Regions from separate parts of the Homo sapiens genome. Here region 2 is linked to region 1. A link is a contact called in ENCODE Hi-C or POLR2A ChIA-PET data. All regions are on one chromosome and are shown on one strand. Each heading gives the region's core, a stretch centred on a gene start or an enhancer-like site at or near the end of the contact. The rest is flanking DNA. Distances are from core to core; before and after follow the strand shown.

Region 1 (2,823 bases), core at 192-2,691:
TGCAGGGTGGGTCCAGTGACGGACTTCTTAGAAGCTATGCCAGTGACCCCCGTGAGAGAAGACAGGACTCTGAAACAGGCTCCAGCAGTGGGGCTGGAGAACAGAAAGGAAGCACCCAAGACACATGCGACAGTGGAATCAGTGCGCTGGTGGGAGGCGAGGAAGGAGTTCGAGCAGCGGGAAGGATGGAAGTGCTTTGGACCAAGATGGGCACTGGGTGGAGGAAGGAATAATGTGTTCCCTTTGGGACCTGCTGCTGTGAGGGGCTAAGGAGACCTCCAGGTGGAGATGCTAAGGAGGCAGTGGGAAATGCTTTTAAAACTCAGGAGAGCAGCTGGCGACGGGTACAGATGCTGGGGTCTTCTGGATAGGGGTGTAAGCTGCCTCAGTGGGGCTGAATGAGAGTCCTTAAGCGGAGAGAGTGGTGATGTGCTTGGAAGCCAAGAGGCTCTCACTCGTAGGGGTGGTTAGAGAAATAAACAAGTGGAGTGCTCCAAGGCTTGTGAAGGACAAGGGGGCATGACCCCAAGAGAAGGGGTTGTGTTTGAGGCATGAGTTAGAGGAGCTGGTCTCCATATTTTGAAGTGGATAGTTGTTCCACTCCTCATCCTACTGTGTGCAATTTTATTTTGCCTCAGTGACAGTCACTTTACAGCCATATTGGTGCAACATGCATTAGCAAAAGAAGTGCATGCCGCGTGCACGTGTGTGGGTGCAGCAGCAGCTCTCCGCAGCAAGAGGTAAACAAGACAAGCACTACGGTGGTTCAAGTTGAAGCTGGAGGTCATTTTTTGCCCCTGTAAGCTGAGCCCTGAAGAAGAAAGTCACCATGTATCCATCTTGTTACCTTTTTGGATTTGACGCTGATCCAGATCCTCCTGGGACCTTCAATCCGCTGCTTTTACAAGGATGAAAAGGATTCTGATGACTTTTTTTGAACTGTTTGGGCAGGAATGCTACAGAGAGAATCAATTTCTGTGAACTGAGAGTCCCCAGGTGATAATTTGGTGTTTCACACACAGGCAGTTTTCTTTTTAATGTGTGGTGCTTGTTTAGTCATCTGGCTCTTGCAAACCCTAGTGTTTGAAAAACAGGGATGTAGTTCAGCAGTGTCTGAATAAGGCTGATGACTCAGAATCATGCAGTGCCTGGCTTCTCAGGCCGCCGCCAGCCGGGACTGCTTTAGGCGCGAACCCACGCTTCTGACCTGTGCTCTGTCTTTGCAGTTCTGCACGGAGCTAAACCAGCCGACCCTGCCCAACATCCGCAAGTGGAAGGGGCCCCGGGGATGCTGGAAGGCTGTTGTTGCTGAGAAGCCCTCGAGTCAGCTCCAGAAGGTACCCTCGTCTGCAAAGCCTGGCCTTTCCCTTCATTTAATTTATACATACTTTTCCCCTAATCAAGGGCATTTAAAAATTTCCTTTGCCAATATCCCCGGTTCAATTTTGTATTTCTGCCCAATTTTTAAATCCTTGCCATTCATTTCCAAATGCCCTGGTTTTCGGTTCACGTTTAGATTGGGAATGGACTCCTGCCAAGAAGGAAATGAGAGCTTAGGGTGTTGGGAGGAGAGGAGGGGAGAAAGGCAACAAATGGGTATTTCTGTCCTTTGTCCTTCTAATCCCTTCGCCACAGTTCTGTCTTCTGCCAAGTTTGTGCAGAGCTCATTACTCGTTGACTGAAAATTTCAGATTCACCTTAGTTCACACATGAAGTATTTGCTTCTAGTGGTAGAAATTATGCACATAATTTCAACATAGAAATGTTCTATTGAAATGTTCAGCAGATTTTGGTTTTGAATTTTCTTTCATCAGTATCACCCATATGAGCAGGTAAGGGTAAATCTCTGTAAATACACGTTTTCCCTCATATTATTATTCAAGGCCAGATTTATTCACCTTGCAATGCTTAACATCAATGGAGTTTTAGATTTTTAAACAGACTCCTGATAATAACCAGGAGTTGAAAATGTATTATTACATAATTTTCCTATAAATGCAGATTTTTAAATCCCTAGTATACCTAACATGCTTACAAACACATGTGATTTATACTTAATATGATTATGTTTATAATGTAGGCTCTTAAATCATAAATGTATACTGGATTAAAAGTGGCCATTTTTTGACAGTAAGCCCCTACTCTCTTTTTAGCTACTACTTAAAGAGGTACATGTAAATCTTCTGTCTCTGGGTTTTATGTTTGGGGGTGTAAATGGCTCCTGCAGCTGACAGTGAGTCAGCACACATTCAGAGAAGGCTGGAGATAAAGCTGAATTTGAATGCATCTAGTTCAGGGTTCTCCCTTCCAGTCCACGTGGAAATAATAAGAATAATACCACCTTCCTTTTTTGATCGCACTTTACATGTATGTAGGTGTCTGAGCTTCACAAGCCTTTTATAGTCCATTCAGCACTGCATTCATTCAACAAATCATTAATGAAAGGTGGCTATGTACCAGGCATATTGTTTCATGCCAGGTACACACTGGTGAGAAAAACTCCATGCCTGCATGTTTTCACTCTTTGCAAGACACAGTGGGGATCCCGGCTGGAGCCTGACCTGGCCCCTCCCGCAGGGAGTGCACAGCCTGTTGGAGAGCAAGACAGGTAACCCCATTCCAGGTCAGGGTGTCAAGGCCATTGGAAAACAACATGAGGTTGCAGGGAGACCCGAGTTCCATCCACCAAAACCTCTCGGCCTCAATTCCTTCATCTGTAAAATGGGAGCGATAGCCCTTTCTTAGCTCACCTATAGGGTGGCTATAGGATTTTAAAAGATACTATGCATTGGAATGCATCATGAACGTAGCGCAGGCCAGGGC
Region 2 (2,823 bases), core at 232-2,731, 470 kb after region 1:
TTTTGGTGGTCCCTACTCTTTTGTTTGTTTGTTTTTGTTTTTTTCGAGATGGAGTTTCGCTCTTGTTGCCCAGGCTGGAGTGCAATGGCACAATCTTGGCTCACTGCAACCTCTGCCTCCTGGGTTCAAGCAATTCTCCTGCCTCAGCCTCCTGAGTAGCTGGGATTACACACGCGCGCCACCATGCCTGGCTAATTTTTGTATTTTCAACAGAGACGGGGTTTCATCATATTGGCCAGGCTGGTCTCTAACTCCTGACCTCAGGTGATCCACCTGCCTTGGTCTCCCAAAGTGCTGGGATTACAGACATGAGCCATGGCACCTGGCCGGTCCCTACTCTTAATTGTTCTGCAGCTTTCACGTTGATTGAAACTGGATTCAGCACATAATTCCTTCCATAGAGGCTTTGCCTTGGGCACCTAGGCCTGAAGATGCACTGGCCTAGGTAAGGGGAAGGGAATGACCTAAGAGGGTTTCAGGTCAAACAAAATGGGAGAGGGAAGCTTGTCCATTTAGAGGCAGCAAAGTGGGGGAAGAGAAGAGGATCAGAGACAGGTGAACACACAGTCAGAAATATATGACTCCACCTTTCAGCCCCAAACCAAAGCTCCCAGGTGTTAGAAGGATTGAGAGGGTAGCCAGGAGCAGAGGGATTTCCTGTTTGGGATCCTGAGAGTGGTGCCTGCAGCAGAGTGAAAAGTGTGGTGTTTGGGACCCAGGGTGGGGTGCCCTAGGTGACAGAGCGAGACTCCATCTCAAAAAAAAAAAAAAAACTGTGGAGTTTGGGACCCTGGGAGGGGTGTCTGCAGCAGAGTAGACAGTGTGGTACAGCAGATGTAGCAGGGAGCCTGGGTTAGCATTCCCAAGCCTTATACGCAGCCTGTAGAAGAAGCAGAAGTTATTGAGGATGTGGCTGATGAGGTCTGCTATTCCAGGGGCAAAGAGATCCCATACCTATGGGGGGAGGGCACAGTACCCTGGTCAGGGCTGCAGCAAGGACCTGGTTGGGGCCAAAACTTTGGGGAGGGTTACGGGGCTGAGATGGAGCCCAGAGATCAACTGCAAATGCGCCAGCTACAGATTTCAGCTCCAGAGGTCAGCATGGTATAGGGGCCATCCACATGTAGTCCTTTCCAGGACACCAAAGGACTACGGAATCAAATACGTAGAGTTAGAGTCCATTCCTCCTCACTTCCCTGGACTCCCCGATTTCCCCACACCCAGAGGTCATCTTGAAAAGGAAGGGGTAGGGAGATCTGGAAGATCAAGCATTGATGCACAAGCAGCCTGGCCACCCCCAAAAGCAGACTCCAACCCACAGAAACAGAGGTATTACTAACTGGTGAGTTTGAAGTGTAACTGCCCTGCACATCATGCACAGGAAGAACAGAAAATTCCTAATAAGGAAGCAACCTCTTATGAAACTGAGCAAGCAAGCTGGCAGCGTGTGCAGCCCAGTACACGTGGCAACAATGATAAGGATGGAGCGGTCCGGAGTGGGGGTGACCCAGCCCTTGCCTGCCAGTGGGATCTCTTAGTCAGGCTTGTGAGTGACCTCAGGCTGAAGGGCTAAGGGCCATGGCAGAAGCCTGACAGGAGAGGCAGGGAGCACAGAGCCAAGAGAGGCTAGTTTAGGGAGTAGGGACGGCTTCCCAAGGGGGTTGGTGCAGTTAGTGGGACCAGGGAACACGCTCACCTTTTATAGGGAGTGAGGCTCTCCTGGGTCATGAAACTGAGCTACAGAAGCCTGGCGCCTTTCTCAGGCTCTTCTGGTTGTAAGTTACAGAAAGCCATGGGAGCCAACTTGAGCAAATGCAATGGATGGGGCACTGCAGAGGCTCATGGAATCAGAGAACAGAGACTGCAGGACCTAGGGAAGGCACAGGACTGGACCGGGGGACACAGTAAAGAGCCCAGGAAGGGTGTCATTTCTACTTTCCTCTGAGCCTCTACTTCATCCTCCCTTTGGCTTTGGACTGTCTTGCCTCGTTTTTTGTTGGGAAGGCCAACAGCTCCTGAGCTTACGTGTTGCAGGGCCAAGTTTCTCTCTGTCTCAGTTGAAATTTGCCATGAAGGGACTGGTTTGCCTCCTGTACACCCATCAATTCCACCAGGAGCAAGGGAGGACAAGGGAACAAAACAGCTTTCAAAACAACATTGTGGATGGGAGAGAAGCGGGGAGGTACGAATAAGGGGTCTAGGCTTCACCCTAGGCTGCCAGGAAGGATCAGTCACTCTCCCCAGTAAATTAAGGAAAGTCCAGAAAGAAGAGAGAGTGATTTCGGGAAGCAGTAGGGGTGGACAGAAGAGGTACCCTCCTCCCCCTTGGACTTGGAAAAACAGAGCCAGCACTCTCCTGGCCATGAGTCAGAAAGTGGAGCTGTAGGGGGTGGCTGCAGAACCACAGGGTACATTTTTTCACTCTTTCATTATGTCACCTTAAAGAAATTAAGTAAAACTGCCAGTAAGGAAAAAAGAAAGCTAATAGTGGGGATATTGCTCAAAGGCAGAAAATTAGTTAAACATTACATTGGGGTTTCACAACAGGTTGGTGTACTGATTTTCTCACAGCTCCTTAATGAGTCTTGGAAAAAAAGATATAATTTTAATGTGGTCTTGATTGCTTTATTCTCAGGTCAGCCTGAGAATTTTCTCATGACGTTAATTATTCATTTTTGTAAGAAGCCTGCATAAATAAAAGTACAAGTACCGGGTGTCCAGTGTGGCATTTCAGGAGCTTGGAGAAAGAGGATAGAGAAGGTGAGAGCTGGGGGAAAATTGAGAGGTGGCCAGAAAGAGAGGCTTTGGTCATTTCCAGAGTCA

The links. A loop is a pair of places that touch in the nucleus more often than their neighbours do. ChIA-PET counts read pairs that join two places held with the same protein, here RNA polymerase II (POLR2A).
Region 2: a map with no recorded cell type shows a loop between it and region 1 (5-fold over the local background). The contact joins two enhancer-like sites. A Hi-C loop is called at or near these places in 1 of 37 single-sample maps with no recorded cell type. POLR2A ChIA-PET finds 5 or more read pairs at or near these places in 1 of 52 experiments (CD4-positive, alpha-beta T cell).

What each region holds. Positions count from the first base shown.
Region 1 is chr7:36,279,889-36,282,711 of GRCh38, forward strand. It overlaps EEPD1 (endonuclease/exonuclease/phosphatase family domain containing 1), which reads left to right. Exons shown (of 8, transcript NM_030636.3): 4 at 1,227-1,337. Among named protein-coding and RNA genes, the nearest start is that of MATCAP2, 86 kb to the right of the region's middle. RefSeq lists an enhancer at 1,196-1,857. Within about 2 kb of position 1,442, at least 26 of the 41 ENCODE cell types and tissues checked have a DNase peak (open chromatin) inside an H3K27ac peak, as active enhancers do.
Region 2 is chr7:36,745,075-36,747,897 of GRCh38, forward strand. No RefSeq gene overlaps it. Among named protein-coding and RNA genes, the nearest start is that of AOAH, 22 kb to the left of the region's middle. Within about 2 kb of position 1,482, at least 4 of the 41 ENCODE cell types and tissues checked have a DNase peak (open chromatin) inside an H3K27ac peak, as active enhancers do.